3 separate regions of the Mus musculus genome follow, and regions 1 and 2 are each linked to region 3. A link is a loop called in an ENCODE intact Hi-C map of the cell type or tissue named here. Cell type or tissue: left cerebral cortex. All regions are shown on one strand. Region 1 overlaps Gm12996 (a long non-coding RNA gene). Region 2 holds the start of Urod (uroporphyrinogen decarboxylase). Region 3 overlaps Btbd19 (BTB (POZ) domain containing 19).

Region 1 (8,000 bases), 290 kb before region 3:
CAAGGTCGTGGCACTGCGGGAGTTTCCTGCTTTGTAAGTCCGCTAGGTCAGGTGAGGTAGGGGTGAGCTTGGGCTGTGGAAAGCTGAGACCAAGTCGTAGAACAACGCCGAGGCTGCAGGTCTCGACGCTAAACCTAGCGGACTGCAGTAGCTCGCCGGCTTGCTAGTTCTTCCGGGCTCTAGCTCCGGCCGGGTCCGACCCCCGCCCCGGGTCCACCCAGCAGCCCGCTCCTTTAAGGATCAGCCACTCTGAAGCCCTCCTGGGTCCTCTCCGTGCTCTTTTACCTTTCTCTTCCGCCGGAAGCGGCTCCGGAAGATACGGCAGTTTTGGATCCGCCTCCATTCTCTTCGCTTGTCTGCCGAGGGTTGGCCCAGAAAAACCTCAGAGAAGGTGACCTTAGTTTTCCTTCAAGTTGTGCATATACATAGACTATACATACTTACTAAGGAATTAAAACAACAAAACGTACAGAGCCTCATGTAGCCCAGACTGGTCTCTAATGCGTTTTGTAACTGAGATCACTATGTCTGCCTCCAGAGTGCTGGGATTATATGTGTGCACCGCGCTTGGTTTATGAAATGCTGAGGATGGAACTTGGAACCTAAGACCCAATGCGTGCTAGGCAAGCATGCCACAAACGGAGCTACATCCCCAGCCCCAACTTAACTGATTTTTTGCTGTTTTGTTTCTGGAGACAAGGTGTCTTTGTGTAACCTGGGTTGTTCTGTAGACCAGGCTGACCTTGAAATCAGAGACCCTTCTGCCTGTCTCCTGAATGCTTGGATTAAAGGCGGCGTGGCCACCCCTGCCTAGCCCAATTTAACTTTTAAAGTGCACAGTAAGGTGGGAGTAAGAATATTCAAGCCAGGGGAGAGGCATCCCCGATTTCATTTAGTTGTAGAAAGGGCCCCTAAGTGAAAGGAACCAGCAGGAGGGAGGGAAAGAAAGATGGGCTGTGGATATAGCTTCAATGTAAAGGGCCTGCTTCCCTAGCATACTAGAAGTCCCAGCCGGGTTAACACCCCGAACAGCAAAACCAAAACACAATGTCAAATACTGTACAATTCCACTTACATGAAGTCTATTCTGGAGTTGTTAGGATCATAGACACAGATGAATGGTGGCCTCCAGAACTGAGGAGGGGAAATGAGGAGTTGGGATCTTAGGAGTACAGTTTCACTTGCGGTTGTGGTGACCACCCTTGAACAATATCCTGGTTTTATTGTTTCTTTGAAACAGGGTCTAATTCTGTAGCCCAGGCTGGCCTCAACTTCCTGGCAGCCTTCCTAGTCAGCCTTCCAACACTAGGACCACAGGTGGGGGGCACAAAATACATACAGCTCTACATGTGTGTGTGTGCCAGCACGTGTGTGTCACAGACACGTGGAGGACAACTTCCAGGAATTCTCTTCAGGCCTTCAGAGCAAATGTAAGGACAGTTGGGCAACTTAGAGAGACCGAGGATACTGCTCAATGGAAGGACTCTTGGGCCGGGCGTGGTGGCACACGCCTTTAACCCCAGCACTTGGGAGGCAGAGGCAGGCGGATTTCTGAGTTCGAGTTCAGCCTGGTCTACAGAGTGAGTTCCAGGACAGTCAGGGCTATACAGAGAAACCCTGTCTCGATAAATAAATAAATAAATAAATAAATAAATAAATAAAACAAACCAGGATATTGTTCACTTGGCTGGCATGTATGAGGACCCAGGTTCTATCAGTACCACACAAATAATAAACAAACAAACAAACAAATAAACAGTATCTATCTACACAGGCAGGTTAGTACTTTTAATAGAGTACTTTTACTCTAATTGTCTGTAATGTGACTTTTCCGGCCACGCCGACCTATAAGGCTCTGACATCATCAATGAATTTTATGTTGCTCGGTACTCAGTCTTTAGCCCTTACAACCGTGGAAAGGTTTGATATAGTTGACCATTCTCTTCTCCTTGTTTTCCCCAGTTCCATGGTGCCGTGCCCACTCCCCCACTGGCCCTGTTGCATCTCCTCTGCCAGCTTTTGTGTGTCATCTCTTATAGAGGCAGGGTCTCATGTAGCCTTGGTTAGTCTTGAGCTCACTGTATAACTGAGGAAGAAGACTATGAACTCCGGGTCCTCCTGCCTCTACCACCCAAGTGCTGAGCCCTTTGCCTGTTCTTAACTATCCTAGCTCTTCACTGTCCTCCTCCAGATGTCTCTCTTGCTGACATTATTTAGCTGCTCTTCTGGCTTGGATGGGTCTCTCAAAGTCCACCATACCCAACACTGTACTCTTATCCTCTTGGCAGCTGCCTGAGCCAGAGACCTGCACATGCCAGATCCCCTCCTAACACCACAGTCCTCACCTCGAGGTGTGTCCCGGTTCTGTCTCTGTAATGCCTCTGACTCCTCAGAGCTTTCCTCTTCTGTCTCCACTATTTCCCATAACCGAGGCAATAGAGTAATTTGTAACTGCCTTCATGCACTTGAGTAAGAACTGAGAGGCGAGGTCTAGTTTCCTGCCCTGCTTGAAATTCTTCAGTAAAGTCCAACTGTGCTTAGGCTCGGGCTCAGGACAGAACTATTTCCTGTGGCAAATTAGGCCCTGATGAACTTGCCCCCCTTTTTTTTTAAATTGATTTATTTCCCTCTGCTCCCCAACCTTCAAATTAAATGTATTTACTTTGTGCATGGAGTGTGTATAGACTTTAGGTCTGCTCTTGTCGTGTTGCATGTGTGGGGGGCAGAGGACGATCCTGGGGAACTGGCTCTCTCCTTTCATCATGTGGATCCTGGGGAATCAAACTCAGATATTCAGGCTTGGCCGCAGGCCCCCTACCTGCTGATCTGTCTCACTGGCCTGCTCCTGCTTGGTGTTTGTTAGTTTGTTATTAATATTCTCATCCCCCATAATATAATTAGATCCTGTGAGGGTTTTTTTGTTTGTTTATTTTGTTTTTTGTTTTTGGGGGGGGGGATTCGAGACAGGGTTTCTCTGTATAGCCCTGGCTGTCCTGGAACTCACTTTGTAGACCAGGCTGGCCTCGAACTCAGAAATCTGCCTGCCTCTGCCTCCCGAGTGCTGGGGTTAAAGGCGTGCGCCACCATGCCTGGCAATCCTGTGAGATTTTATGCTACCACCCAAGCTCTTGTCTTTGCTGCCTGAATGTTTTCCCTTGGACTGACCTGGTAAACATTTTCTTGATCAGTAGACATCGGCGTAAATCCCAGTTGACTGAAATGTCTTCTCAGATCCTTCGGACTTTTGCTTAGTGTCTAGCATAAGAGTTGGCATGTGTTGAGAGGTCAGTGAATATTTATGAATGAACCAACTAAATAAAGCCCTTAAGGGCCAAATAGGTCGTTCGAAAGTTGCAGTTTTTCATATGACCTCTAGGTGTCACCATTGGCCTCATTTTAACCAGCTCTTGCCCTTGCTTCCAGGAGAGGTGCTGGTCTGGTCTACCCTCCCAGCAAGCTGGGAGGGGTGATGTACAACCCAGATTCTTCCCCGAGATTTGAAATCTCCCTCCTCCCTGGAAAGGCTGCTTTGATAGGGTGGTGACTTACCACCCCAGATTCTTCAGGGCTGAATTTTAGACACTTCAAAGAAAACTGAGTGCTAAACCCAAGAAGGAACCTGGATGGTGATTCGCCAGTGGTGTTCTTCACTTGTTTTTTTTTTCCCCTCAAGGAGACAGAATCTCAGTCTCACAATGAGTACTCTCTTACAGGATAGCCTGGAATTCAGGAGACTGACTGGAAACTCACAAGTTCCCGGAACAATGTTATCCTAGCTTCCCAAGTTGCTTGGGTTACAGGCATGGGCCACAAAGCCAAGCAAAGATCCATGCCTTTAAACTCAGCACTAGGGACGCAGAGATCTACCGATCTCTGTGAGTTTGAGGCCAGTCTGATCTACTAATGAATTATGGCTAGCCAGGACTACATAGCAAAACTGTGTCTCAAAACAAACTGGGGCAATCCCAGATAAATAGAGAAGATTATGTTTATGTCCTGGTTTACATTAATACAACACCTCACCCAGCGTTTGAGTTCCTTAAATGGCTACAACAAAGGCAAGGCAAAACTCCTCTTCTTCCCGGGCATTGTACAATTTATCTATTCATTCAAAAGTTGTATTTTATTTATTATTATTGTTGTTAGTGTGTATACAGTGTGTGTGTGTGTGTGTGTGTGTGTGTATATAGGTTGGAGGCAGCCTTGGGGAGTCAGTTCTCTCCTTCCTCCATGGGTTCTGGGGATTGAACCATCTCAATGGTTTCTCTCTTTTTTTTTTTTTTAAAAGATTTATTTATTGATTATATGTAAGTACTGTAGCTGTCTTCAGACACTCCAGAAGAGGGAGTCAGATCTCGTTACAGATGGTTATGAGCCACCATGTGGTTGCTGGAATTTGAACTCTGGACCTTTGGAAGAGCAGTCGGGTGCTCTTACCCACTGAGCCATCTCACCAGCCCTCAATGGTTTCTCTTAAGTTGAGCTTTGGCTACAAATTCCGTATTAAACAAGAACTGGTTGTGTATAGACTGAGTTCTGACTTGAATGGACAGTGGCCACACAATAGTCTGACAGCCACATATCCACTCCCTGGGACATATAATAAGCCAAATTTCGTATCTTTTCATGTTATAAAACAAAATTCAAACACCCCTCAAACAGTTTTAATTAATTAATCAATCAATCAATCAGTCAGTCAGTCAAGACAGGGTGTCTCTTTGTAGCCTTGGCTATCCTGAAACTTACTTTATAGACCAGGCTGGCCTTGAACTCACAGAGATCCATCTTCCTCTGTACTGGGACTAAGGGTGTATGTTTAGCATTGCCCTGACTTCCTCTGATGATAGATTACAACATGGAAGTGTGACTCAAATAAACCCCTTTCTCCCAGGATGCTTTTAGTCTTGCTGTTTTATCACAACAATAGAAACCTTAAGACAATGATCTTGAGAAAGTCATTTAACCCCTAAATATTAACTTCCTCAACTGATAGAGATAATATGTATACGTCACAAGTTTGTTTTGAGGCCTAAAATTGGCCGAGCTATGTATTTAATGCCATAAACATTTACTGAGCAGTTATTGCTTGGCCAACCAGGCTTAAGTGTCGTTGTAAACAGTGCGAGCTCACTTGGCCCTGTGTGTTATGTGCTTTCATTGTCTGAGCTCTGCAGATGCAAAGGCTGGGGCTGGAGAGCTTTAGTAACTTGCCCGCCACAGTCTCAGAGCTGTCAAACGGTGGGATGGGGTTTTAGACCTGGGCAGTTAGGCTCCAGTTAGTTCCCAAGCACCATCTACTAAGCCAGGATGCCATATGGAGCAGGGCTGAATAATGAATAGCTATTATGCTCATTGTAATTTAGCCTTAAGTGCTTTTTATATCCATGGTGCTAAGTGTTAATTATTAGTGTATTTGGATGCAACATTTATCCTTTTTGTTCCTATTTTTTCCACAGCCATGGCAACAAAGGGCCCTGTACTTTCTATAGAGGAGCACCCTGCCTTTGTCTGATCCAGCCCGGTGCTCCTCTGTCTCTGCAAACAACAAAAGATGTGGCCACCCGGCTGGCTTCCCCGCCCCCACTAGAGCGCTAACCGAGACTGAGGCAGGTACAGCTCAGCAGACCAGGAGCAGGGCTCACAAGTGAGGTCATGCTTAATAAACTTGATTAATTTCTTTGAGCAGCAGCCTTGCAAGAGGACAAGGGTGAAACAAGAGACAGTAATTCATCCTGATTTCGAGGTGCAAGAATACAGCTACAACCAGCAGAGATTTTTGTGAAGATGCTGTTGGGGCCTGGAGAGTCCCCTGGGGCTCAGCCATGGAAGCTGCAGGAAAACTCAGGGACAGGGACATATTTGCTCATGATGGCTTAGTGAAAAGGGAACCCGTACAGGGGACAGAACATGGATCCTCTAAGTCGTTGGACCAAGACACAGTCTCCTGCTTGGATCCCTTGAAATGTGTCCTGAGCATTTTGATCTGATAACAGTAAAGATAATCCTAGCTGCAATACTGTGTATAGAGTGCTTTAAGACAATCTAAGAAAACTGGATATGGTGGCTCACCCCTTTCATCTCAGCACTTGGGGAGGCACAGGCGGATCTCTGTGACTTCAAGGCTAGAGTGAGTTCGAGGACAAGGACAGCAAGGGCTACATAGAGAGACCCTATCTCAAAATGAGAGAGAGAGTGAGAGAGAGAGAGAGAAGTTATATACAACAGGGACTCCAACACCTAGGCCTCTCTTGCAGGCTCACTCCACTCTGAGTTGACTGTATCAGTACCTGAGTTTAGTGGAATGTCTCTTCCAGCAGGCAGGAGGCCTCTCCACAGCAGGACCCAGGACTGACCCAGACTTCCAGCAGAGTTGGAATAGGAAACTGCAGGATCCTGTGTGGCCCTTGCTCTGAGCATGCGCAAGGCCACATGCACTTTTAGCTCCTATCCCCACATCTTGGAGGAAGACCTCTAGAGAAGACACATATTTCTCTCCCTTTCTTCTCTTCCAGCCCAGCTGGTTAGTACAAACCTTTCATATTTTTTCTCATTCTTCTTGCAGGTATTGGTGTAGGAATGAGGCCATGCCGTGGTCTTTCTCGGTGAAATTCATAGGATTGTCTTAGGCACGGTCAGTTGCTTTAGCAGAATATCATAGACTGGACAGCATAAACACGTTTCTTTCAGTTCTGAGTCTGAGATCAAAGCACTTGCAGATTCCGTGTCAGGTGATGTCATGCCTCTGGTGGCCATCTACTTGATAGGATTTCATATGGAATAAAGAGGGCTTGAGAGCAGCCCCGTCCTTTTTGTTAAAGCACTAATCCCATTGATGCAAGTTTTACCCTTCGCCTCGTCTCCCCTCCTCAAAGGCCCCGTCTCCTGACCTTCTTACCTTGGTGGTTAGGATTTTACTTTGGTGGCTATATTTCATCAACAGCAAAGATGCCATTGTGGAGAACTAGGAATCTTGTCCCTCAGCAGTACCCTGCCTTCTAACCCCGGAGACCACGGTAACTCTGGGCTTCCTTCGAAAAGGTAAATCAAGGCCATTATCTGAGCCATTTCAATCACAGTATCCATGACTGTGTAGAGAGCACCCTTACTGATGAGACCAGGGTAGCCTCGTGATTTTTGTGGGCCCCTTCCTAGATTAAAAGGTTCCTTTGTGATGTGAAGGACAGAACCCGGGGGCCTCAGACACAGGCTGGGTGTTCGCTATACTACTGAGGTAGATCCACATCTCCCAAATTAAAAAGAATATTTTGTTACATTCTTAATTATTTATTGTGTATGTATGTGTGTGCGTGTATATGTGTGTGCGTATGTGTGCGTGTGTATGTGTGTGTGCGCGTGTGTGTGTATGTGTGTATGTGTGTGTGTGTATGTATGTGTGTGTGCGTGTGTGTGTGTGTGTGTGTGTGTGTGTGTGTGTGCGTCTGTGTGCCTGCATGCAGGCTGCAGTGCACATGTTACTGCAAGAGGACAACTTGCAGGAGCCACCTTTCCTACCATTCGGGCTCCAGGAATCTAACAGGTCATCCGTCTTTGTGACCAGTGCCCCTCCCTACCTGCTGACCTACCTTCCCAACTCAAGTTATAGTTTGTGACCAAATTGGCATGAAGTTGAAAATATTATAACTAGGACACCATTGGCTTAAGAGATAGCTTTCCTTCAAGCACATTGAAGTATTTTTGCGAATCCTGAGTACTGGAGGCGCCTAACACATCCTAATAGGCTGCCTGGAGAACAGCTCCCAAGCGAGATGCTCATCGTCAGCCCTCACCTTTTGCCTTCTTTGACTTGTTTATTGAAACACGGTCTCACGTAGCCCAAACTGGTCTCGGAATCAAGAGCTGAGGATGACTTTGGACTCTTGGTCTAGCCTCATCGAAGTCAGAGAGGATTTTCCTCAGTCTTGACCTTATAAAAGGCAACATCTGTGATTCTTCGTTGGATCTCAGGACATTACACAAAGTGTGCACTCAAGTGCGCACAC
Region 2 (8,000 bases), 120 kb before region 3:
CCTCTCTCAGGGGTCGCATATCAGATCTCCTGTATACCAGATATTTACATTACAATTTACAACAGTAGGAAAAGTACAGCTATGAATTAGCAACAAAATCATTTTATAGTTGGGGGTCACCACACCATGAGGAACTGTATTAAAGGGTCACAGTATTAGGAAGGTTGAAAACCACTTAGATACTCTAACCAGATCATTGGAGGAAAAGTAACATCCCTGCTTTCTCCAGTTTGGGAAACCATTTACCTATTTGTCCCTAAAGACTCACCTGAGCACCAGCAGCCACTTGTCCTATTAGGTATGGGACCAGAACATCAGTGAGTATGCCAAGCAGCTTGTGACTGGCCTGTGGCCTTTGGTAGAGCCATCGTTTGGCCTGAGCCATGGTGCTTGAACTGCCGCCTTCAACCATGTATGTCATTAGGGTCCACTACAAAAAGATGAGGACGGCAGACACAGGATCCCTTGTCTATTCCAGACCTAGGAGCCTGACCTCTCCATGCTCCCATCCACACCCCTGGCCGCATTACCGGAGCACCAGCAAAGCCAATTAGTGGCACACGTCCGGCCAGCCGTTGTCGAGTAAGGGTGATGGCTTGGAACACATAGCCTAACTCTGAAGCCGCTGCTGCTGGATCCCGTAGACGCTCTAAGTCCCGCTCTTCTCTTAATGGCTCTGGAAAGCTGGGTCCTTTGCCAGGTACCATGGTCACCTCCATGCCCAATGCCTTAAGGGGGATAAAATATATGGGTACACAGCCTGGAACTCAGAGGTTTCTGTTCAACGTATGCAACAAAGAAAAGACTAAAACCTCCTGCAAACTCCATCCCTAGCGTTTGCCGCTTCCCCGTTATGTATTTAAACCTGACAAGACAGAGGATTTCCAATGAGTGCCTTCCTCCCTCTCCCCTCTTTTTTTAAAGTCCACAATCCAGGATCAGGATTGAGTACCTGGGGTACAACAAGGATGTCAGAGAAAATTATGGCAGCATCCAGAGGAAACCTTCGTAGTGGCTGCAGGGAATAGCAAGTAGGTTAGTAAGGAGACACACTGGGGGCATGAACCCCACCCTGGTTCGTGGGGCCCTCACCTGTAGAGTCAGTTCACAGCAAGCCTCGGGAGATCGGCAGGTGCTGAAGAAGTCCTGGGCAGCCCTGGTTTCCCTAAACTCTACAAGGGGAGATGGAGGACAGGACTCAGCCACAAGGTCTTCCAAAGTTACTATCTTCTCCTATCTTCACCATCTAGAATTTCAGGTTTTATCTAGACCACAGCTTTGCCCCTGACCTGGTAAGTAGCGGCCTGCCTGTCTCATGCACCAAACGGGAGTATAGTCTGTTTCCTCTCCCCAGGCTGCTCTCAGGAACGTGTCATTCTTCAGCTCCGGGAAATTCTGGAGTCTGGAGATCAGGTGAAAGGTACAGGTAGGAGTAAATGTCATTATGCTAGACTGGGATTCGGGGAGGGCACCGGTCCAGTCAGGCCGTTATCTGCCTACTCCAGACCAGCTTGCAAACCATGGCTCCCCGCCCACCGCCTCCCCTCTATCAAGTGGCGCACAAGCTCCCAGGAGGAGGGCCCCACTAGGGCCTCTTTCCTACACATTTGTCCACTTTCCCAAACTCAAAGAAACTGGAGGGACTAGAGAAGTGGAATGAAGATCCAGTAAGGGGATTAGGGGAAAGGAGTTAATTTGGGGAACCGAGCGGCAAGCATGAGAAGCTGGGATCCCCAAAACGAGAAAGGATCAAAGCTGATGGTCCCAGGTGCTAGTTAGAAGTTCTGAGTCACCTCGAAAGAAAGTCTCGGGACGCAGTCCCGCACGGTAGTCCCTGGAATGGAGACTGCGGGAAGAGGGGGGGGCAGGGAGCGGGAAAGGTTCTGTTCCATGACTGCAAGATTTGGAATCTCAGCGACTTGGGTTCAGACTTGGAGAGCTCCAATAAAAATAAGAGTTTAAGGACATATCCCTGAATTGGAAGACTCGGATCAGAAAGTAACGTAGCCACAAGCGCGTGCAGCAGAAAACTCACCCGAACCCGTTCGCCTCCATGGTAAACAGTAACTGAGCGGTCTCCGCTTTAATCTGAGGCTCCGCCCCGACACCCCAGTCCCCGCCCCTTCCTGAAGAGAACCCTGGGCGGCGCCATATTGAGAACCACGTGACCGATCCAGTGACAGCTGTGGGGCTGCCCTCCCTGCTGCCCGTAGGACCCAAACAATTTTTTACCGTAAAGTCCACTGTTGCGACGCAGTAGCAAATGCCCCAAAGAAATGACTTCCCAATACATGTTAAAACTTTTCTCATCTGTGGTATAGAAGACTTAGTACAAGCCTCGCTCTCACTCCAGTCCATGAGTCTCACAATGTCGTCTAGCTGTATAGAAACCGAAGATTTTAGGCTCTACATTTACACTACTAACCAATTTGTAGAAGTGGTAAGAGTGCTGAGCAGGACAGGAACTGCTCTAGCAATCGTCTAGGAAGCCAAAATCGCATTTAAGTGGGCAACGATTATTAGTCTCCTGGAATTAGAAACAACAAATAGCATCTATCCAGAACGATTGTACATTCCTATCAGTGACTGGAAAAGGGGTCATTCTACCAAACATTTTAGTCACACGCCCCCTAGGATAGTTGAACAATTTTTATAAGATTTCTCAAGCCTGGTGTGGTGGCTCACGCTTTCAATCCCAGCAGTCGGATGGTAGAGGTGCGAGGATCTTTGAGTTTGAGGCTAACCTGATCTACAGACTGTAGTGAGTTCCAGGACAGCCAGGACTACACAGAGAAACAAAACAACACAATAACAACAAAAAGATTTCTTCAAATGTAATATTCGTTGGGGACGGGGAGACAAAGACAGGACTCCAAATCATCAGAGTGGGTCGAATAAAGACTGAACAAGGATAGTAGCACTCGGTGGCGGGTTACAAAATAGGAACACCTGACACTATGGTGGTAATAGGTTGTGCATTTAATCTAAAACATACGGTAAGGTAGGGTGGGAGGTGGGGCCGGGTGTGGTGGGAAGCTCTGCTTGCTGTCCCCTGGCTGCGGCCGGCCAGGGTTTCCCTGGACGAGTCTCACTTCAGCGGCTTCGCTATGGCCGGCCCTGGCCCCGGCGCGGCGCTTGAGTCCCCGCGGCAGCTCCTGGGTCGCGTGCGCTTCCTGGCGGAGGCGGCGCGGAGCCTCCGGGCCGGGCTGCCACTGCCTGCGGCGCTAGCTTTCGTGCCGCGGGAAGTGCTCTACAAGCTGTACAAGGACCCGGCGGGACCCTCGCGCGTGCTGCTGCCCGTGTGGGAAGCAGAGGGCCTGGGGCTGCGTGTGGGAGCCGTGGGCGCTGCCCCGGGCACAGGCTCTGGACCCCTGCGCGCCGCCCGTGACAGTATCGAGCTCCGGCGCGGCGCCTGTGTGCGCACCACTGGCGAGGAGCTGTGCAACGGCCACGGGCTCTGGGTGAAGTTGACCAAGGTGCGCCCCGGATGGCAGGGACCCCACAAAAGACCCCCTGGATCTAGCCAGAGCCCTGGTTGTTCCGCCCCCTTATCCCATAATGAGCTGGCATTGCTTTCCGTGCTCTTTGCCCCGGGCTGGGCTGGGCGAGCAATTGAGTTGATTTCTGTCCCCATCTGACTCGTCCCTGCAGGAGCAGCTGGCCGAACACCTGAGTGACTGTAGTCTGGACGAAGGCTGGCTTCTAGTGTGTCGACCAGCAGAGGGCGGAGCCCGCCTTGTACCTATTGACACTCCCGACCACCTGCAGCGGCAGCAGCAGCTATTTGGCGTGGACTACCGGCCGGTGCTCAGGTCCTGCAACTCAAAGGACGCTATTTGGTGTCTGGCGGATGCGGAGGGTTTCGAAACACAACCAAAATCTAAACCTTGGGTTGTGTGAGAGAGAGAGATTTGGGTGGAGGTGGGGTAAGAACTGGCAGAGATGAGACCTGAAGGGGGATGAGGCTTCTAGGCTTGGAGCTAGAACTCCAAGGCTCCAGATCCTGAAGGTGGTGTCCTGTTTCCCCGTACCTCCCTCCTCATTTACTCCACTCTGTGCCTACAGATGGGAACAGGTAGTGGACCTGACCTATTCACATCGCCTGGGATCCAGGCCTCAGCCAGCAGAGGCATATACAGAAGCTATACAAAGGCTACTGTGAGTTATCTGGAACGGGGTGGGAGAGGAGGGAGCAGGGCCTGAATCCAACCTAATTAGGGGCTTGGGGCTATTTAGCTATGTGCCCCCAACATGGACATATGAGTGCGACGAGGACCTGATCCACTTCTTATATGACCACCTGGGCAAAGAAGATGAGAACCTGGGTAGTGTGAAGCAGTATGTGGAGAGCATAGATGTTTCTTCCTATACGGTGGGTACTGGACTCCTCCTGTGCCTAGATACAGTCACATCCCTCAATGCTAGGTCCAGAACTCCCATCACCAAACTAGGGCCAAACCCATGTCCCCATAGACCATACTTAGTCCCACTACCCTTGGAACCCCTCTAAGGACCCCAGACACCCTTCCTATCCCACACCCACTCCAACTCTGCTGTTTCTGTTCCCTGACCCAACACACATGCCCAGTGTGACAGCACCTCTCTGCCCTTACCTTAGGAGGAGTTCAATGTGTCCTGCCTGACAGATAGCAACGCAGATACCTACTGGGAGAGTGATGGGTCCCAGTGCCAACACTGGGTACGGCTTACCATGAAGAAAGGCACAATTGTCAAGTGAGTGGGCTCTGGGCATGACAGGGTGGATGAGCCATGTGCTGCGGGTGCCTAGAGACTCATTCAGATACATACTCTGGGTCCTCAGGAAGCTGCTACTCACAGTGGATACCACAGATGACAACTTCATGCCGAAACGGGTAGTAGTCTATGGGGGTGAAGGGGACAACCTGAAGAAGCTGAGTGACGTGAACATTGATGAGTGAGTAAGCTGTCCTGGGGGCGGGGGCGGGACCAAGCTTAGCTTGAATGGAACCCCAGAGGTTCCTGAAGGCCTGTGGCAGCAAATACCTGAACTGCTTTATACTTGGCTCCTAGGACCCTGATCGGGGATGTCTGTGTATTAGAGGACATGACCGTCCACCTTCCAATCATTGAGATCCGAATCGTTGAGTGTCGAGGTAGGGCTCAGGACTATAAGGAGTTTCAGGATATGGGTGAGGGCAGGCTGATAATGTGGAGAGGAGAGAAGAGAGTGGACTTGGAGTTAGGGTAAAGCTTCGTGTCTTAGTCGGGGTTTTTATTCCTGCACAAACATCATAACCAAAAAGCAAGTTGGGGCACCAGGCGTGGTGGCACACGCCTTTAATCCCAGCACTTGGGAGGCAGAGGCAGGCAGATTTCTGAGTTCGAGGCCAGCCTGGTCTACAAAGTGAGTTCCAGGACAGCTAAGGATATACAGAGAAACCCTGTCTCGAAAAACCAAAAAAAAAAAAAAAAAAAAAAGCAAGTTGGGGAGGAAAGGGTTTATTCGGCTTACATATTCACAATACTGTTCATCACCAAAGGAAGTCAGGACTGGAACTCAAGCAGGTCAGAAATCAGGAGCTGATGTAGAAGCCATGGAAGGATGTTCTTTGCTGGCTTGCTTCCCCTGGCTTGCTCAGCCTGCTCTCTTATAGAACCCAAGACTAGCAGCCCAGAGATGCACCACTCACAAGGGGACCTCCCCCCTTGATCACTAATTGAGAAAATGCCTTACAGTTGGATCTCGTGGAGGCATTTCCCCAACTGAAGCTCCTTTTTCTGTGATAACTCCAACCCGTGTCAAGTTGACACAAAACTAGCCAATACACTTCGAGACCAAAGATAGTATACAGTGCTGGGTATAAGCCAACCTTAGAGCCGTAGAGGTGGTTGGGCTCATCTGAAAGGAGCTGAGTTGGGATCCACAGGCATCCCAGCAGCATAGAGATGGAATGAATATATTGAATTGTGATAGAATCTCTGAAGCCTCCGTAGTTAACAGTGACAAAATGCCCACTGCTGGGAGCCATTCCCAGGTCTGAGGGCCAAGAAAACAGCAGGCTCAGTAAAGGGCCATATCCTGACTCCCCCCATCCACAGATGATGGGATCGATGTCCGTCTTCGAGGGGTAAAGATCAAGTCATCTAGACAGCGGGAGCTGGGGCTGAATGCAGACCTGTTCCAGCCGGCCAGTCTGGTGCGATATCCACGCCTGGAAGGCACTGACCCAGAAGTACTATACCGCAGAGCTGTCCTTCTGCAGAGGTAGGTATGGTCCTGACCCTGCAGGCCTCCCTTCCTCGCCTAAGCCTTGGGAATCTGCATGGAGGAGGCCCCAAAGTCTGGTAAAATAAGTTATTCTGCTTCGAGGGCCAGAGCACCTCCTGAGCCTCCCTTCTGTCCCTGTGGATTAGACACTGGGGTCTTACACCATGCCAAATTCTTTATCTTACCACACTACCATAGATTCATCAAAATTCTGGACAGTGTCCTGCACCACCTAGTACCTGCATGGGACCACACCCTGGGCACCTTTAGTGAGATTAAGGTGAGTCTGGGCCTGCAATACTTACGGGGCATTGGGCTGCTTGCCTAGTTTTCATTATTATTATTTTTTTTTTTTTTAGATTTACTTAATTATTTTATTTATATGAGCACACTGTAGCTGTCTTCAGACATACCAGAAGAGGGCATCGGATCCCATTACAGATGGTTGTGAGCCACCATGTGGTTGCTGGGAATTGAACTCAGGACCTCTGAAAGAGCAGTCAGTGCTCTAAACCACTGAGCCATCTCCCCACCTCCTTGGTTCTTTTTTTTTGGGGGGGGGGGCGGGGAGGACTGCCAGGGCTATACAGAGAAACCCTGTCTCGAAAAACCAAAAAAAAAGAAGAAGAGGAGGAGGAAAAGTAACTCCTCCGTTAGGTGGGCAGCTGTGCCCTGAGGGTCCCCGAGCTCCACATGACAAAGGAACCCATACAGCTAGCTGTGAGTGTGACGTGAGGCTAGAAACTGGCTGACGGGAAGCACAGTCTCTTCTCAAGAGATTTGTGTAGCAGGCTGTGAAGTAGGGATTTTTCTCTGGTCAGTGGAAGTCTCAGAAAGCTTGTGAGAATGTTAGATTTGTATTGTTGTTCCAAATTTCCCCTTCATGGTTAGTTTAAAGGAAAAACTATAGGCAAGAACAGAACGGACTAGACATAGACTGCAATGGGGGAGTTGGGTCTAGGCGTAGAAAGTCCCAGAGCCTACACGTAAGCCGATTGCCCACTCATTCCGCCCTGGCCACCTTTCCTCCAGCAAGTGAAACAGTTCCTACTGTTGTCACGCCAGCGGCCCAGCCTGGTAGCACAGTGCCTGCGTGATTCAGAAAGCAGCAAGCCCAGCTTCATGCCGAGGCTGTACATCAACCGCCGCCTTGCCATGGAACACCGTGCCTGCCCTTCTCGGGACCCTGCCTGCAAGAATGCAGTCTTCACCCAGGTCTGGACCAGACTGAGGGAGGGTCAGTAAAGGGCGGAAGGAAGAGAGAGTTGGGCAAGAATAGGGACAGCTCTTTATCGCAGGCTTCCTACAGCTCCCACTCCTTCCCACCTTCTCTTGCTCCCCAGGTTTATGAAGGTCTCAAGCCTTCTGACAAGTATGAGAAGCCCTTGGACTACAGGTATGGCGTGAGGGTAAAAGATGGCACACAGTGCCTGCTGCTTCTCGCTGCCACACTCTGTGGTCCTTCTCCTAGCTGGTCTCTGGGCCTGCTAATGTGCCTGAGGCCAGCCCTGGCATAGTGGAAATCCATCATCCCTGTTTACAGGTGGCCCATGCGCTATGACCAGTGGTGGGAATGTAAATTCATTGCGGAAGGGATCATTGACCAAGGTGAGGCCTTGACATGGGTTCCGACTATTGACTATTAGGGTGTTAGAGCCTCGGGACTCTGAGGTGCCCAGCTGAGAGCATTTGTCATTTCAGGAGGTGGCTTCCGTGACAGCCTGGCAGATATGTCAGAAGAACTGTGCCC
Region 3 (8,000 bases):
AAACCAAAAAGACTAGCTGGCATGGTGAGGAAGACCTGCAATTTCAGCATTTATGTGGTAGGATTAGAGGTTGTCCTCTACTATGTGGGTTTGGGATTAACCTCAGCCACATGAAATGCTGTCTTTTTTTTTAACATTTTATTTGGTGTTTGGGATGGCATACGGTGTACTGGTGTGTGTTGGTGTGCTATGTTTCTAGTGTGAAGGTCAGAGTCAGCTTTCCTACCACATGGGTCCTGTGGATTGAATTCAGGTTATCAGGCTTGGTGGTAGACACCTTGATCTACTGACACCATCTCAGCAACACAAAAATTGTCTTCTAAAAAATGAAAAGCCAGCGGTGGCACCTGCCTTTAATCCCAGCACTTGAGAGGCAGAGGCAGGCACATCTCTGTGAGTTCCAGGCTATTCTGAGCTACAGAGTTTCAGGATAGCCTGAGCTACACAGAGAAACCGGGCTTGAAAAACAATACAACGAATAAATAAATAGGGGATGGAGAGATGGCTCAGAGATTAAGAGCACTGTCTGTTCTTCCAAAGGTCCTGAGTTCAAATCCCAGCAACCACACGGTGGCTCACAACCATCCGTAATATGATCTGATGCCCTCTTCTGGGGTGTCTGAAGACAGCTACAGTGTCTACCAAATAGTAAATCTTTTAAATAAATAAACGAATCTGTATGACACATTGATGGAAACTTTAGGTGGCCAAGGTTACCACAGACCAAAGAGCAGCATTTCAACCACAGATGCTGTCAGTGTCCTGGGCCCTTCTGTTGGTTAGAAACTAGGAACTTGTACATTTCAAAAGATTTGCCTAATAGTCACAAAGATGTGATGTCACCTTCGGAGGACAATAAATGGCTCTTGTGGGGGCCAAAGATGTTCCAAGATAAAATGGCTCTAGATTTGGAGCATTCCAACCGCCCCACATCATGTGGTCCTGATCACTTAATCAGCCTCGCAGAAGGCGCGGTTCCTTTCAGAAACATTGTTCACAGCTGTGTTGAAAGTTTTTACCCTGATTGCATGATCAGTGTGGTCCTGAAGAATGAAGGTGTCACTAAGCAAGTCCAGTCAGAGCTGAACCCCCAGGCACAGTCAGCCTTGGCCACTGATCTCATCTAGCCTGGGGTGAGAAGTTCCATACTTGTAAAGTCAGCTCAACCTGCGTAGCACCTAGCCCTACTTTACCTTCTGGCTTAGCAGCCTTTCACGGCTCCCTAGTCCTTAGCTTAAACTCAATCCCTTTCCAAGCTCCACTAGGGCTAGCCTCCACTGCCAAACACAGCCTTCTAAAAACACACCACACTTCTGGACAAGAATACTTCACTAATATTTGTATCACCATAACTTTGAACGTGTCATTTCTTCTGCCTAGGACCTGTTTTGTCTGTTTGTTTGTTTCTGAAACAGGGCTTCTCTGTGTAGCTTTGGGTGTTCTGGAACTCTGTAGACAAGGCTGGTCTAGAACTCAGAGATCTGCCTACCTTTACCTCCCGAGTGCTCAGATAAAAGGTGTGCACCCACCCCCATGGCCTGGCTCTACATAGAGTCTTCCTCGACTTCCTTTGTCCTAACCCCAAGCCATCCTTCAAGAAGAACTGGATGCTACTGAGTGTAGCAGCTCACACTGGTAATGTCACTGGTATCCTCGGAAGGCTGAAACAGGAGAACTGCTATGAGTTTAAGACCAGCCTGTGAGTTCAAGGCCAGCCTGGTGGATGTAGTGATTTCAACAATCAGGGCTAAACAGAGAGACCCTTTCTCAAAATCCAAGAAAATAAAAAAAGTAGCAGAGATGAGACCTGCACAAGGGGTAGTAATACGGCTCCTGTGTGGTCCGGCTACTGCCTGAGAGCTGTCCTGTGCTGCTCAGTCTAAATGGGGTGCTCTGCCCCTCTCTGAAAACAAAACAGTAACATTAGAAGCAACAATTTACCAAACCCAGACCCTAGGAGGGAAGACAGAGCTAGGTCCCAGTCAAGCAATTGTCAAGAGAACCAGGGAGAACAGTGGCTGCGGTCCAGGGTTCCACTCGGTCAGTTCTGTTTACCAACATTCCCAAAGTTGATTTACCAAACCAGAAACTTGAATGCTGACATTAAAGCTGTGTAACATCATGCTCAGTTTATTTTTTGAAACAGGTCTCACCTTGTAACTAACCTAGGCTAGCCTCAAACTGCTGATCCTCCTCCGTCCACTTCCCAAGTGCTGACATTTACCTATGTATGCCGCCATGCTATGCTTGCCTCGCAGAACACATGTCCAGAAGACAGCCTGCATGAACAAAAGCTTTCTATCCTCAAGGAAAAGGATGGGTGCTTTAAAGCAATCTGAAGACTCTCCAAGCTCCCAAAAATAATTTAGAGGCCGGGCGTGGTGGTGCACGCCTTTAATCCCAGCACTCAGGAGGCAGAGGCAGGCGGATTTCTGAGTTTGAGGCCAGCCTGGTCTACAAAGTGAGTTCCAGGACAGCCAGGGCTACACAGAGAAACCCTGTCTCAAAAAAACCAAAAAAATAAAATAAAATAAAATAATAATAATTTCAAAAGCCTTTTCATCACAATACAGCAAAGCTAATGGAAGCGCAGTATTAGTACAGATTAGTACATGGCTTCTAAAGTTGATGTAAAGGAAGCAAAAGCATGGAACAGGCAAGCAAGCAGCAAATTACTTTCAGTGTTCATGATCCAAAGAAGGGTGCCAGGAGTGGTCCCACTGGGCAGCCACCTTTTCCATCTTGACAGAATACAAATATTCATCTTTAATTCATAAGCAATATATTTTTATGTAAAGCCAGAATTAGGAGCGATAGTACACGCCTTTAATCTCTGTACCAGGGAGGCAGAGGCAGTCGGAGCGCAGTGAGTTCAAAGCTAGTCTGTCCTAAATAGCTCTAGGTCAGATGGGGTTACAGTGAGAGATTGTCGACAACCCATCCCACCCCCCAATAATTCTGGAACTCCCAAACGCAGAGTTTAGGATTGCTAAATCTCAAGGAAATTTTGTAGGCTGTCCTGGAAAGCAGTATGGACGTTAAAGGGCTCAGGAGGAAAAGCTTGACAATCAAAGCGATGGGACCATCATAGGGATGGATACTGTCCCCTGACAGAGAAAGGAGTGAGGGGCACTGGCTAGGGTAACAGCAGAAGAGACCCTAGAAGGGAGAAAAGGCATGAGGTAGGCAAGAATGAGGTCCGGGTTCCAGATCCGCACAAAAGATTAACACTATTTCCAGGGTTGGGAAAGATGGTGAGAAGCTCGAATTTGCGCTGAGCCTGAAGCTGATTTGTTAAAGAGGATGAGCTACATAGAGATCGCGTCATCCGAGTAGAGGGGCGTAGAGGAATGATCGACTTGCAGAATGCCGCATGAGCTTATGCAACAAAGGCCACCCTCGTTTCCGGTCTCAGGACATCACCCAAGCCACAACTTTGGGCCCATTGCGCAATCCCTACTCTTCCACAGAGGCTTAGGTTTCACTCTAGACGCAGAGCGGTCCTTCCCGTATCCGGCGGCTGAGCTTGCTGGGAGCGGAAGCCCACCTCCAACGCAGAGCACCTCGGGAGCTGTAGTTTGGGATGTAGTCAACTTCCTGGGAAGGTCCGGAAGTGGATCATTTGAAACGAAGGTCCAGAAAGCGATGGTGATCCCGGGGCCGGGTACCCCTCCGCCGGCGGCACGGCGCGCTCCGGGCCGCATCTCCTCTCCGTAGGGCGTGACACTTCCATGCCTCCACAATCTGTTCAACCTGTAGGGGAAAGCGGGTCACCACGCAGACCGAAGTCCCAAGCCTCCCGCCCTTGCTCCTCGTTCCCACGTGGCAGAGTGGATCTGAGTTTGGTTACTGGCGTCCGCACCGGGATGAGCGGTTCCCGTCGGTTCTGCTCTTCCAGGGCGCTTAGCTCCGCCGGGGCAAGCAAAGCCAGTCTCAGCTCTCGGACCACTGGAGCTGCCACCTCAGCCACGGGTTGCTCTAACACCGCCTGTGGAAGCGAGCCTTGAGCACGTGCCTGCTGCCCGCTTACAGAGTTCCCGTGGCCTGCACCGTTTCGGTGTCCTCGCCCTCCCCCCAGGTCCCACTCACGGCGCCCACGCGTGCCCAGCTTCGGGCTGCCTGGACTAGCTCAGTCTCATCCACGCAGAGCTTGTCACTGCGTAGCACAGGCAGCAGCGCGGTGGCGGACAGCTCCAGAAAGCCACGGGTGCGGAGCGCCTCCTATGGGCCGGTGTGTCGGTCAGGGCAGAGAAAAAATGGCATGGGGGGGCTACAAGTTACAAGTATAAGGATGGGGAGTTGTACCTGGCTGTGAGCTTCTATAAAGGCTATGCACCGCTCCTGTAGTGACCCCAGGCCAAAGGTTACAGCAACCTGAGAGCAGAGTATGATTAGGCTAGAGACTGAAGAAGCTGGATAACCCAGATTTGCACACAAGGTACTGCCACTGAGCACAATCTAAACAGAAGGCTAGCAGCACCTGCAGTGTCTCCTGAAAGTAGGCAAAGTGCCTTGTGCAGAGCACACAGGTGTGGGGTAGAGGAGACCATGTTCAGGTCTTTCAAACTCCATCTTTGAGCCCAAGCTTGGCTTCTAAACTCCACACCCCCACCTTTCTACTATCCATGTTTAGAATTGTTTTGTTGTTGTTTTTCAAGACAGAGTTTCTCTAGGTAACCTTGGTTGTCATGGAACTCACTCTGTAGTCCAAGCTGGCCTTGAACTCAGAGATCTACCTGCCTCTGCTTGGATTAAAGGCATGCACCACCATCTTTCAACCTCTTTTTTCCCACTCTTAATAGATCACTATGTAGCCCTGGCAGGTCTCGAACTCTGGCTTCTGCTTTCCAAGTACTGGAGTTAAAGGTGTGTGTCATCACACCTGCCTTTCCCAGCCTATTCGTCCTACATATGACCTTACTGATATACTCTGTACCCTACAGATCTGAGCACAGGCAGAATTTCTTTCATAAGCATATCCTTGAGCACATATTGTTCTTTAACAGACAGACCAGTCCGGGCTTCTGACGGAGGAGGCCATTCTATAGGCCATTGGAGGACCACATTCTAAACATCAGATTCATCCACAGGGCTGCTCATCAGTACTCACCTGCAGAGCCTCACAGACCAGCTCCACATCCAACACCTTCACCACAAACTCCAGGCAGAGCTGGGGACAGAAATGAAGCGACCTGTGTGCCGGTGTCAAGACTCCAAGTCCTATCCCAGAAACAATGGAGCTTGGAGCAATGACTCATTCAGACTCCCAGCAGCCCCAGCGCCACCTTGAGCGCCCAGATTTGGAAAACAGATGCAATTGTTCAGACCTGTAATTTAGCAAGCCCAGAGGGCCTGGAGGCCAGCAAAGCACCTTCTGGTACACTTGTCTCTGGTAAAACTCATCCAAAAACTCCAGTCTCTTCCTCCAAAAAGGCACTGGGCAGTGCCAGCTGTCCCTTCTCAGGGCCACCTACCTCTTGTGGACTGCCATTTCCTCCTCGGCCACACCCTCTGGATTTCTGCACTGATCTGACAGGCCCTTTCCTTTCCCTCTTCTCTCAGTCCCTTTCCCTTGCCAAAAACTTTCAATGAATCTCCACTATCCTTGCGTCAAAAGTCCAGGGAAGGAAGAGTTGAGACAGGGTCTTGCTGTGTAGCCCTGGCTGGCTTAGAACTCACTCTGTGGACAAGGTTAGCCCTGAGCTTAGAATTATCCTCCTCTATTCTGCCTACTGGGTGCTGGATATATAGGTACATACCACCACCACACCTGGCTGGTGCTAGGAATTAAACCCAGAGCCTATAGTATGCTAGGCAAGTGCTCTGCCACTGACCTACACTCCCAGCCTAAAGCCCCGATTCTTTTTTTTTTTTTTTTCCTTTTTTTGGACAGAGTTTCTCTGTGTAGCCCTGGCTGTCCTGGAACTCACTCTGTAGATCAGGCTGGCCTTGAACTCAGAAATCTGCCTGCCTCTGCCTCCCAAGTGCTGGGATTAAAGGCGGGCACCACCAACGCCCGGCAAGTCCCGATTCTTGAAGCACCTGTGTGAATCAGCTTCCTGGTACCCTTCCCAGCTCACCCCACACCCAAGTTCCCAGTCCACCACACAGCTAAGGAGTTCCTTGAGTGTCCTGTGACTGTAATGTCATCTTCCCACCCCTGAACAAAACCCTATTTGTTCTTCCAGCTCTGACACAAAGGTTTCCTTCTCCAAGAATCTCTCTCCACACATCAGCTGTTTGCCCATCACACTTAGACCCCTACTTTTAAGTCTAGGGTTTTGAGACTCTTACTCTGTAGCTCAGGCTAGCCTGGAACTCCTTAGGTAGTTCAGGCTGGCCTTAACCTTGCCATCCTCCCTAAGCCAGAAGCACAAAGCCTCCATATATGTTAAGCATTTTCATGTCTCTCCTTCCATTCAATCATGGGCCAAAGCCAATTCACCGTTGCACTGAAGAACCAGCCATAAATACTTCCTGTGCTCACTCAGCACACACTGAGCATGTACAGATCCTGTGTACACAGAGAGCTATCATACTCTGTGTGAGAAGGTCAGACTATGAAGGAGACGATGAACTGAAAGGCAAGGGAGACAAGATGGCTTGCCTGAGACACTCACCTCTCGAAGTTCCTCCAGCCCATATTCCACAGCTGTTGTCAGCACCTCCAGCACCTGCGGGGGGGGGGGGGGGGCGAGGAGGGAGAGGGGAGTGGCTGAGGGAGCAGAAGGGAGTTTCCCCCACCCCTCAACCCACAGCATAATGGGCATCCTTCTGACTCGGGCATCCTCATCTTCTCTCCCACCCAGACCTCTGCTTGGTAGGCTCACAGAGTGTTGGTGCAGCTTGACACTGTTGGTGTATAGGAACTCCAGCACAGCTAAGAAGGCTTCGGCAGGCACAGTGCTTAGCACCACAGGACTAGGTACCCCAGGGCCCAAAAGTCTCTGGAAGAAGTTACATCTACAGGCCAACAAGCACCGGTGGGCAAATACCTCTTGCCGTTCTTGACCAACCACAAAGCAAATATCACTGTGGAAGAGAGGGAGGGCCAGGGGAGGGGATCTCAGACCTAGATCACACTGTTGGCTTTACCTCTGTCACACTAGGGCTTCTTTTTGTGTGAGGTCAAAGCCTACATCTGGAAGACACAAGCCTGTGCTCTAGTCTCAGTTCCACTCGGTGACTTTATATCTTTGACTCTAAGACTTTTCAGCCATGATGGCAGGTCTCAAGGGAGTGGACTATGCTTGGTTCACAGGGGGCGGGGGGATGGGGGGGTAGGGGGATAGCAGAGCTCATGCAAGCCAGGTTGATGTCTCCCCAGTCTGAATCTTGGGGGAGAGGACACTCCTCTTGGGACGCCTTCACCAAATGCCAACTCAGCATTTTTACCCTTCTTCCTGTGGGAGGGTGTGAGGATGTGGGGTACAGAGCACACTGACTGCAGACAGACATGACAGTGATCACCATCATGAGGTGAGACCACATTTTCCATCTTCATAATCACTTCCGGCCCCAGCCTCTGTGTTAAGTAGGGGTAGGAGGCAGCAGCGAGCGCTTCAGCTTCCAAAGCCTCCTGCCTAAGGCTCCACTCTTCAGGCCAGACTGTGGCACCCTGTCCTCAAAAAACCGAGAATTATGGCAGTCTTAACCCTGGGGAGCAGGGCAGCCTCTGAGAGTCTGGGGATGGGAAACAGAGTTCTTGTCTCCCATGACCAGCCCTGCCCCCAGTGAACTCTATTCCTGGTTTCAGACAGCACTAGTCTCTTGGGCAAGCAGTGGGTGGTCGGAAACCTTGAACTACTTCCTGTCTGGGTCTCCGGCTCGATCCTTTGGGCTTCGTTCCTCTTATGAATCGCTAGAGCCATCCATACCTCTGTCTCTTCAAGATAAGACGTTCCAGTGCTCAGTCGAAAGCCCAATGGGGGTGAATCAAATCATAACCCATCTTTCAGGGCCGAGGGGGTGGAGGAGAAGCCAGAGAACTCAGGCATTGC

The links. A loop is a pair of places that touch in the nucleus more often than their neighbours do. Peaks named below come from ENCODE experiments on the same cell type or tissue, not always from the same donor. Only the 100,000 strongest peaks of a DNase experiment are listed, where the experiment ranks them.
Region 1: a loop joins it to region 3, with 2.4 times the contacts of the local background. A loop is called at or near these places in 17 of 42 quality-filtered maps.
Region 2: it touches region 3 in a loop (4-fold over the local background); 20 of 42 quality-filtered maps call a loop at or near these places.

The regions. Positions count from the first base shown.
Region 1 is chr4:116,824,592-116,832,591 of GRCm38, forward strand. It overlaps Gm12996 (a long non-coding RNA gene), which reads left to right. Exons shown (of 3, transcript XR_376562.3): 1 at 1-391; 2 at 5,457-5,610; 3 at 5,687-6,014. Among named protein-coding and RNA genes, the nearest start is that of Gm12996, 4.1 kb to the left of the region's middle. In left cerebral cortex, a CTCF peak has its summit at 3,371 (motif pointing right); DNase peaks (open chromatin) are centred at 311 and 3,385; H3K4me3 peaks cover 1,004 bases; H3K27ac peaks cover 983 bases.
Region 2 is chr4:116,992,296-117,000,295 of GRCm38, forward strand. It overlaps Urod (uroporphyrinogen decarboxylase), which reads right to left and starts at 2,118. Exons shown (of 10, transcript NM_009478.4): 1 at 2,036-2,118; 2 at 1,290-1,402; 3 at 1,093-1,172; 4 at 953-1,015; 5 at 531-728; 6 at 269-430. The coding sequence starts at 2,055. It overlaps Hectd3 (HECT domain E3 ubiquitin protein ligase 3), which reads left to right and starts at 3,039. Exons shown (of 21, transcript NM_175244.4): 1 at 3,039-3,476; 2 at 3,652-3,812; 3 at 4,066-4,158; 4 at 4,237-4,372; 5 at 4,619-4,734; 6 at 4,823-4,936; 7 at 5,053-5,135; 8 at 6,082-6,247; 9 at 6,449-6,530; 10 at 7,283-7,465; 11 at 7,594-7,646; 12 at 7,794-7,858; 13 at 7,952-8,000. The coding sequence starts at 3,108. In left cerebral cortex, a CTCF peak has its summit at 3,725 (motif pointing right); DNase peaks (open chromatin) are centred at 1,575, 2,152, 3,049 and 3,682; H3K4me3 peaks cover 2,796 bases; H3K27ac peaks cover 925 bases.
Region 3 is chr4:117,117,109-117,125,108 of GRCm38, forward strand. It overlaps Btbd19 (BTB (POZ) domain containing 19), which reads right to left. Exons shown (of 8, transcript NM_001384196.1): 2 at 6,831-7,032; 3 at 6,621-6,674; 4 at 5,111-5,170; 5 at 4,306-4,374; 6 at 4,090-4,221; 7 at 3,863-3,988; 8 at 2,111-3,753. The coding sequence ends at 3,619. It also overlaps a transcript of Tctex1d4 not described here. Among named protein-coding and RNA genes, the nearest start is that of Btbd19, 4.5 kb to the right of the region's middle. In left cerebral cortex, a CTCF peak has its summit at 4,224; DNase peaks (open chromatin) are centred at 3,493, 4,147 and 7,785; H3K4me3 peaks cover 1,558 bases; H3K27ac peaks cover 2,564 bases.